2 separate regions of the Mus musculus genome follow, and region 1 is linked to region 2. A link is a contact called in ENCODE Hi-C or POLR2A ChIA-PET data. All regions are on one chromosome and are shown on one strand. Each heading gives the region's core, a stretch centred on a gene start or an enhancer-like site at or near the end of the contact. The rest is flanking DNA. Distances are from core to core; before and after follow the strand shown.

Evidence for each region. A loop is a pair of places that touch in the nucleus more often than their neighbours do. ChIA-PET counts read pairs that join two places held with the same protein, here RNA polymerase II (POLR2A).
Region 1: a loop to region 2 is called in a map of adrenal gland, with 2.0 times the contacts of the local background. The contact joins the promoter of Ecm1 here to the promoter of Adamtsl4 in region 2. A Hi-C loop is called at or near these places in 5 of 37 maps with a recorded cell type or tissue (T-helper 1 cell, adrenal gland, heart and 1 more). POLR2A ChIA-PET finds 5 or more read pairs at or near these places in 4 of 5 experiments (Patski and embryonic stem cell).

The regions. Positions count from the first base shown.
Region 1 is chr3:95,738,182-95,741,278 of GRCm38, reverse strand. It overlaps Ecm1 (extracellular matrix protein 1), which reads left to right and starts at 1,710. Exons shown (of 11, transcript NM_007899.3): 1 at 1,710-1,906; 2 at 2,978-3,040. The coding sequence starts at 1,837. It overlaps Tars2 (threonyl-tRNA synthetase 2, mitochondrial (putative)), which reads left to right. Exons shown (of 18, transcript NM_027931.3): 18 at 960-1,305. The coding sequence ends at 1,108.
Region 2 is chr3:95,686,040-95,689,466 of GRCm38, reverse strand. It overlaps Adamtsl4 (ADAMTS-like 4), which reads left to right and starts at 1,550. Exons shown (of 18, transcript NM_144899.3): 1 at 1,550-1,646.

The sequences.
Region 1 (3,097 bases), core at 461-2,960, 52 kb before region 2:
TCTCTGTACTAACTCTATTGTTTAGCTCTGTGTACATTGAATTAATTGGGACTCATTACCTGGGCTGGGTAGGAGCCTGACTAATCTGCCTGCCTTCCATTGCTCCTTCCCACAACCTATTCCATCCCTCAGAACAGTTGTCTTCTCATTAACCCTACCCTAGGCTGTTTCTGTAAGTTAATTAACCAGGCCAGCATCAAAGAGGAAGGGACAGGAGAGGATTAAGAAGGCATCAGTTGAAGCCAGGCATGGTAGGCACACCTGTAATCCCAGGATTTGGCAGGTACAGGAGGGAGGGCAAACATGTGAGGCCACTGTGGGCTGTATGTAGCAAGATTATCAGTGAACCAGAAGCTGTAGTGCTCTGTGGTGGAGCACTGGCCTCCAATGAGTTAGGTCCCAGCACCAAAACCAATAAAGGCATTAATTAATTGCCTTGTTTATTGTTGTGTGGGTGGAGGCAGCTCTAGGGGACAAGAAAGGTCTTAGGGAAGGAAGTTGCTCCTGACTCTTGGGCCTCTGGAAGCAAGAAGCAGAAACTCCTAGCCAGACCGCCTGACTGGGGCATCACGCATGCCCGTTGCCTTGGCAGCACTGAGAGCAAGCCCCGCCCTGCTGTTTCCCCTTCCTGTACCGTACCCCTCCCCCCAGGTCACACACATACAGTTTTTCTTTTTGTGTAGCTCTCCATGTTTGTCTCTGTCTAACTGACTCTGTATCTCCCAGCCCTGGGCTCCTGACCTGCAGGGAGAGGGGAGTAAAGCCCGGCCCACTTCCTTATCTCATCAGAGTGGACAGTCAGCAGCAGGGCAGGCGAGCTAAGCATGGGCTTCAGCCACGGCTAGGCTCTGCTCCTACCTTTCCTAAAGATTCAGGAGTTTGAAGTTTCTGCAAAGCAAAAGGAAACAACCCATAGGGTGACTTTTGCTTGGGTTTGCAAATCTTTCCTCTTCCTGCAGTGGTTGGCCAGAGAGAGCAGAGTCAAAGGACAGTGAACGTACGCACGCGAGATAACCGGCAGCTCGGGGAGCGAGACCTGGCCGAGTCCGTGCAGAGACTGCTGGAGTTACAGAACGCCAGGGTCCCCAATGCAGAAGAAGTGTTCTGAGTCATGTCCATTGGTGATGTACAGACTCATGAGAGCCGTCCGTCCCTTTCCACGGGACAGTAACCCAGCTGGCAGCCCCGCATGTCCCCGAGGCCTCAGAACTGCTCTCTGAAAATAGACATGGTGTGGGGGCTCCCCACAGAAAGGAATGCTGTACTGACTGGATAGAAGGAGAATAAAAATATACTTGAAGCCAAGGCTGTGCCTTCATCTGAGTCCGAATGCTTTACTCCCTCTTTCCCAGACCTGAGGCAAAGGGATACTGAGGCCTCTGACCAGCAAGGGCACTGCCTCAGGCAGCCATTCTCCTCCCACTCCCACTCAGGAGAGTGTCAGATCCATTCTTTATAAAGGACAGTATGCAGATGGGAAACTGAGGCACAAATTAAGGGTCCAGATGACAACTTGCTCCATGATCCTCTGCATCAGTTTGGAGGGGATCCAGGAGTGCTCCCTTCCATCACCTCCATTCTTCCCAGGCTAAGGAGGCTCCAGGAGTCTGGGAGGAGTGGCTGTAAGAGGAGGAGCAGCAGGGACTGAGTCATGGCAGGAAACAGGGGGGCGGGAGATAGCATATAAAGAGAGACAGACAGCAGGCCTTGAAGTTCACAACGGCAGTAGCAACAGCCAGGGGAGCAGGCTTGCAGCAAGTGGCCCAACCCCTTCAAGTCTAGATCTGCCTGTGACAACCAGCTTCTGGGTGACCAGTGACCAGTTCTTGCCCCAGGATGGGGACCGTATCCAGAGCAGCCTTGATCTTGGCCTGCTTGGCTCTTGCTTCTGCTGCCTCTGAGGGAGGTGAGTCGGGGTGGGGTCAGCAGTTGCTTAAGAGTCTGGCTCCAAAGAGCTCAGCAGTTGGGTGATTGGCTTCCTTTATATGAACATGTCACTGTGAAGTGGGGCTGAACCTTTAACCATGGAGGCTGGAACAGGAGCAGAATAGCTAGAGGTAGTTGCTAAGAAACACAAAAATTAGAGTCAAATAGACACAAGACAGGTGAGTTTACAGGGTGAGGATCCTCCTGTCAGAACACGTGAGGAGGGACGAGGAGGCAGGTGAGGAGGAAAAGAAGCCCTCGGGCTGCTAAAACTCAGCCTACCGAGCCAGGGAGCCTAGACTGGCTCACTCTGGTCAGAGGACGAGTTAGAGTTCACCCACATTCACCCCCTATTACACACACGCACTGCTTTGAAGTCTGAACAAAAGGAAATACCAACTCTGGACAGGACAGAGACTTAGATCCTTCTATAGATAGCCGTGTCTGAGACAGCTCCACCTCGCTGCTGTCCTGGTTCCTAGGTTTGTGCCTTCGGTTCAGCTCCAGATGTGAAGGTGCTTTGCCAGCCTGGTGACCTGTATTCCGTCCCAGTAACCCACATGGAAGGGGAGAAATGACTCCCACAAGTTGTCCTCTGACCTATACACATCACCACGGTGACACACTGGCCCCCTCCACACATACACAAATAATATTTTTCTTGTTTAAGAAACCTAAAATAAGCTGAGATTGAAGGGGAAGGCACTTAAACATTTGGCTAACCGTCCCACCCAAAGGCCAAAAGTATTTTTAAAGGCCTATAGGAAGAAGTTTGAAGAGAGGTGGATCCTGGAACATCAGCGCATTGGAGGGGACGGCAGCCACAAGCCCCATCCAAGGGAGATACTGACAGGAAATCAGACCTCCATTCCCAGCCACATTCTTTTAGACCCCAACTCAGAACCCAGCCACTCAGAGGGGAGGTGTGTGACAGGTGGCTCCCCCACAGCGGGCTTTCCACAGTCTCGGCCTCCACAGCCTCCCCATCCTCTGTCCAGGACCAGGAAAGGACGCCTCAAAACTGCCTGACTTTTGTCTTTCCTTCCTCTAGCCTTCAAGGCTTCAGACCAGCGAGAGATGACGCCAGAGCGCCTCTTCCAGCACCTCCATGAAGGTGAGAGCCTCAGAACTAACCAGATCGGATGAAGACGGGTGCTCAGGACAGCATGGC
Region 2 (3,427 bases), core at 301-2,800:
GCAAGTTTCCTGTCAATCGGCCCTACCGTGGCAGGACCTTGTCTAAATAACAAATAATATCTTTCTGCCTTGATCAGTGCTGGGAACGGCTGGGGACAGAACCCAGAGCATCCTGCATGCAAAGCTCTGCTTCAGCGCATTATTACACCCCCAGACATAGGGCTGTTTTATATACACACCCACTGCCTTGGGATAGACCCTGCTTCCACAGTTAACATGTCAGCTCCAAAGTGATCATTTCTCACTGGCAGGATCTGTTCAAACTAGACTTGGAGACTTAAGGACTTAAACTAGCTTCTGTGCCCTCAGCACAAAGTGTAACATATAGCCAAGAAACTAGGAAACATTAGCCGGGGGCACCAGGGCCCTCTGTTGTTTTATGGGTTGCAAGACAATATGTTGCTACAACTTCTGTATTTGAGTGTCTTGACATTGGTGGTGAGCCTGGCCTTCAATGGCTGAGCCATCTCTCTAACCTTGCTCTGGTATTTCATTGTTGAAACTAGGGTGGTCTCACTCTGTAGCCCAGCTTGCCCTAGAACTTGCTGGATTTCCCAGGCTGGTCTTGAACCAGTGGTTCCCCTCTCTTGCCTCAGCCTCCCAAGTGCTAAACATGCACTACCATTCCCTATATATTCTCCCCCACCCCCACCCCCCGCCCAGCCTCAGCTGGAATTCACCCTGAAGACCAGTCTAGTATCGAACAACCTATACGTTTTTGTTTTTCAAAGAAGTTACGAGGTTGGACAGGCAAGGCATAGGCAGGCCTTTAATCCCAACACTGCAGTAAGCAATAGCAGGTGGATCTCCATGAGTTGAAGGCTGGCCTGGTCTACACAGTTCAAGCCAGACAGGGCTACCGAGACCCTGCCTCAAAGACAAACAACAAACCAACAATCCATTAAAAGACATATGAATAGAATAAAAAGCATAAAAACTGAAAGCTGTTTTCATCCCTTCCCCACCCCTCCTCAGTCATTCTTCCACATGGAGATGGATAAACATTTCCAAGCCTAATATACACATCAAATTCTCCCATTCTACAGAGGACACTGCCGCATTGAAGTTGAAGTGCTCATGAAAGACCACAGAGCTGGCAAGTGCTCAAGCTGAAATTCAAATCCAAATTGTCTGACTCATAATTCAGCGTGCATTCCTCCCGCTAAGCTCCAGGGTGTAAAATTTTATGGATGAAGAAACCGAGGCTCAGAGAGGTCCCTGGCCATCAGAGCCACATGGTTCACTGCCCAGTATGGGAAAAGCGGAGGCGATGGCATTGGCTGCATGGAGGAGAGGGCCTTGGCTTGAGCAGATCTGAGTTTGCTCAGGGCTACATGGGTCTAGTTTGCAAATCCCCTTGCTGGTTCGGGGCTAGCCCAGGTTCTTCGAGGACAGGCTCCAACCAAAAGGAGCCTGCCAGAGTTGGTGGGGTCTCGAGCCCCGGGGCGGGCGCGGGAACCGTGTCCACAGCGTGGCTGCAAGCTCTTTAGCTGTACGGGGCACCCGGGGTGGGTGGTTGAGTCCGGCGCGTGGCGGGCGGGGCACGGGTGGCGTGGGGCGGAGCCTGCCGCGGGCGGCGCTGTCCTGGGGCTCCGGGCCGCGGTGGCCACTACCAGAGGCAGCTGGAGAGAGCGGGCGCAGAGAAGGTAGAACCTCCCCGACCCCCCGCCTGGGCTCTGACTGTCTCAGAACAGCGGACCCTAAGGCGAATTCCTGGGGAGGGGGTCTGGTCCCTGGGACTCCGAGTCCCATCACCCGGGCGAGGGCTTGTGCCAAGATTCCTATTAAGTCACATAGTGAAGTTGGAAAACATACCCAGGACCTCCCTGCACGCCGGCACAGCCGGCTCTTCCCTGAGGGGCTTCGGGAAGATGCGACCAGACGCCTGTACTCTGGGAACGCAGGGATAGGGTGTCCGGGAGGGATGCGGGTGAGTGCTCTTTGCACAACTCAATCTGTTGTGAGAGGTTGAGGGAAAAGACACCTGTTGGGATGTTTGGGGGGGGGGGGATGCCGTGAAAACCCTGGCATTCTGACAGGACAGCATCTCTCCTCTGCTAGCCCAGCCCTTACTAACCCTCCCTCCACCCGTCCACTCTGCATTGGCTCATTTGCCTGAAGTGAGCCTGGGGTGAAGGGGTTAGCACCCTGCAAGTCACTTTCCTTGGTGTCACTGGCCCACAAGGGGGTGTGACCAGGAGCAGCATAGGTTTGTGCTCAGCCAGGGTCCACCGTGACTTCAGGATGCCCACTTCCAACCTCATTTTCCTCACCCTGGGCGTGGAGAAAGGACAAACATACATTTGTGCGGGGGGGGGGGGGGGTGTCGGCTCCTGCTCCCCTATGCAGGGGAGGGTGGGGTGGACTTTTCCAGAGAGGGAGCCAGGCCTGGCCCTAGCCCCAGGAGTTCTCGTCACCCCCCACCCCTCACTTCTCCAGAGAGCTGCCAAAACCAGCTCAGGACAGGATTATGTGTACTGGGTAGACCACGGAGAGGCATCAGGGACAGACTGGAGGAGCAGAGAGGCGCAGAGGGAGGTGGAGAGGGGACCAGCATCAGACAGGTTGTGTCCATCACACACACCCCCCATCCTTCCAGCCTCACTGGGCAGGCAGAGGGCTGATGAGTGGGTTGAACAGGGCCACTCGTCCATCAGGGAAGTCGTAGATTCAGTGGCTGGCTCAACTGAAGAAGGACGTGGTGCCTTTTACCTCCTCCCTAGCTCCAAGAACTCAGCTCAGCCCATTTGGTCTCCTCCTCAAATTCCCAAGCCCTGGGGTCCCAGGGAGGGGGAGCAGGACCTAGCTTTGCCCCCCTCTCTGTCCTTTGCATGCCCTGATCTGGCCTACTTTGGCCAGCGATCCTTGGATTCTTCTCATGGTGCCATTCAAAGGCAGCAGAAACAGTGTTTTTCCTGGAAAGCAGAACTTAGATGGGATGAGGATGTGGGTAGGCGGGGCCTCAAAGAGAAGGCAGGGAATGGAGGATGGGGGTAGGGAGAGACAAGATTTGAGGACAGGTATGAAGACCCCTGCTACCCAGTGTTTACAGCTAGACTTAAGGGTGGACTTTCCAGGGATACGGGAGGGAGAACCTGGCAAGCATGGGCTGCTATGGCTACATCTCTCCTTCTTAGGTGTCCCAGTTTGGCTGAGCATTGTAAGGAAAAAAAAAAAAGCAGAAAACTAGTTGTACATGAGCTAAGTCACCCTGAGCCAGTGCCTTGTGGATGCTGGCACTCATGGGGAGGATAAGTCACTGCCTCTTCTCAGGAGATGAAGCCATTAACCCACTTAGTTTATCCCTTGGACAAAAAAAAATGCCCGGGGCAGCCTGTATGAGCCTTGTCCTCCGTAAGGAGCTTAGTTAAAAGGAAAAGAAACAAATGCTCTTGGGTTCTGTGAGCGGGAGGAGGTTGGTTTTCCT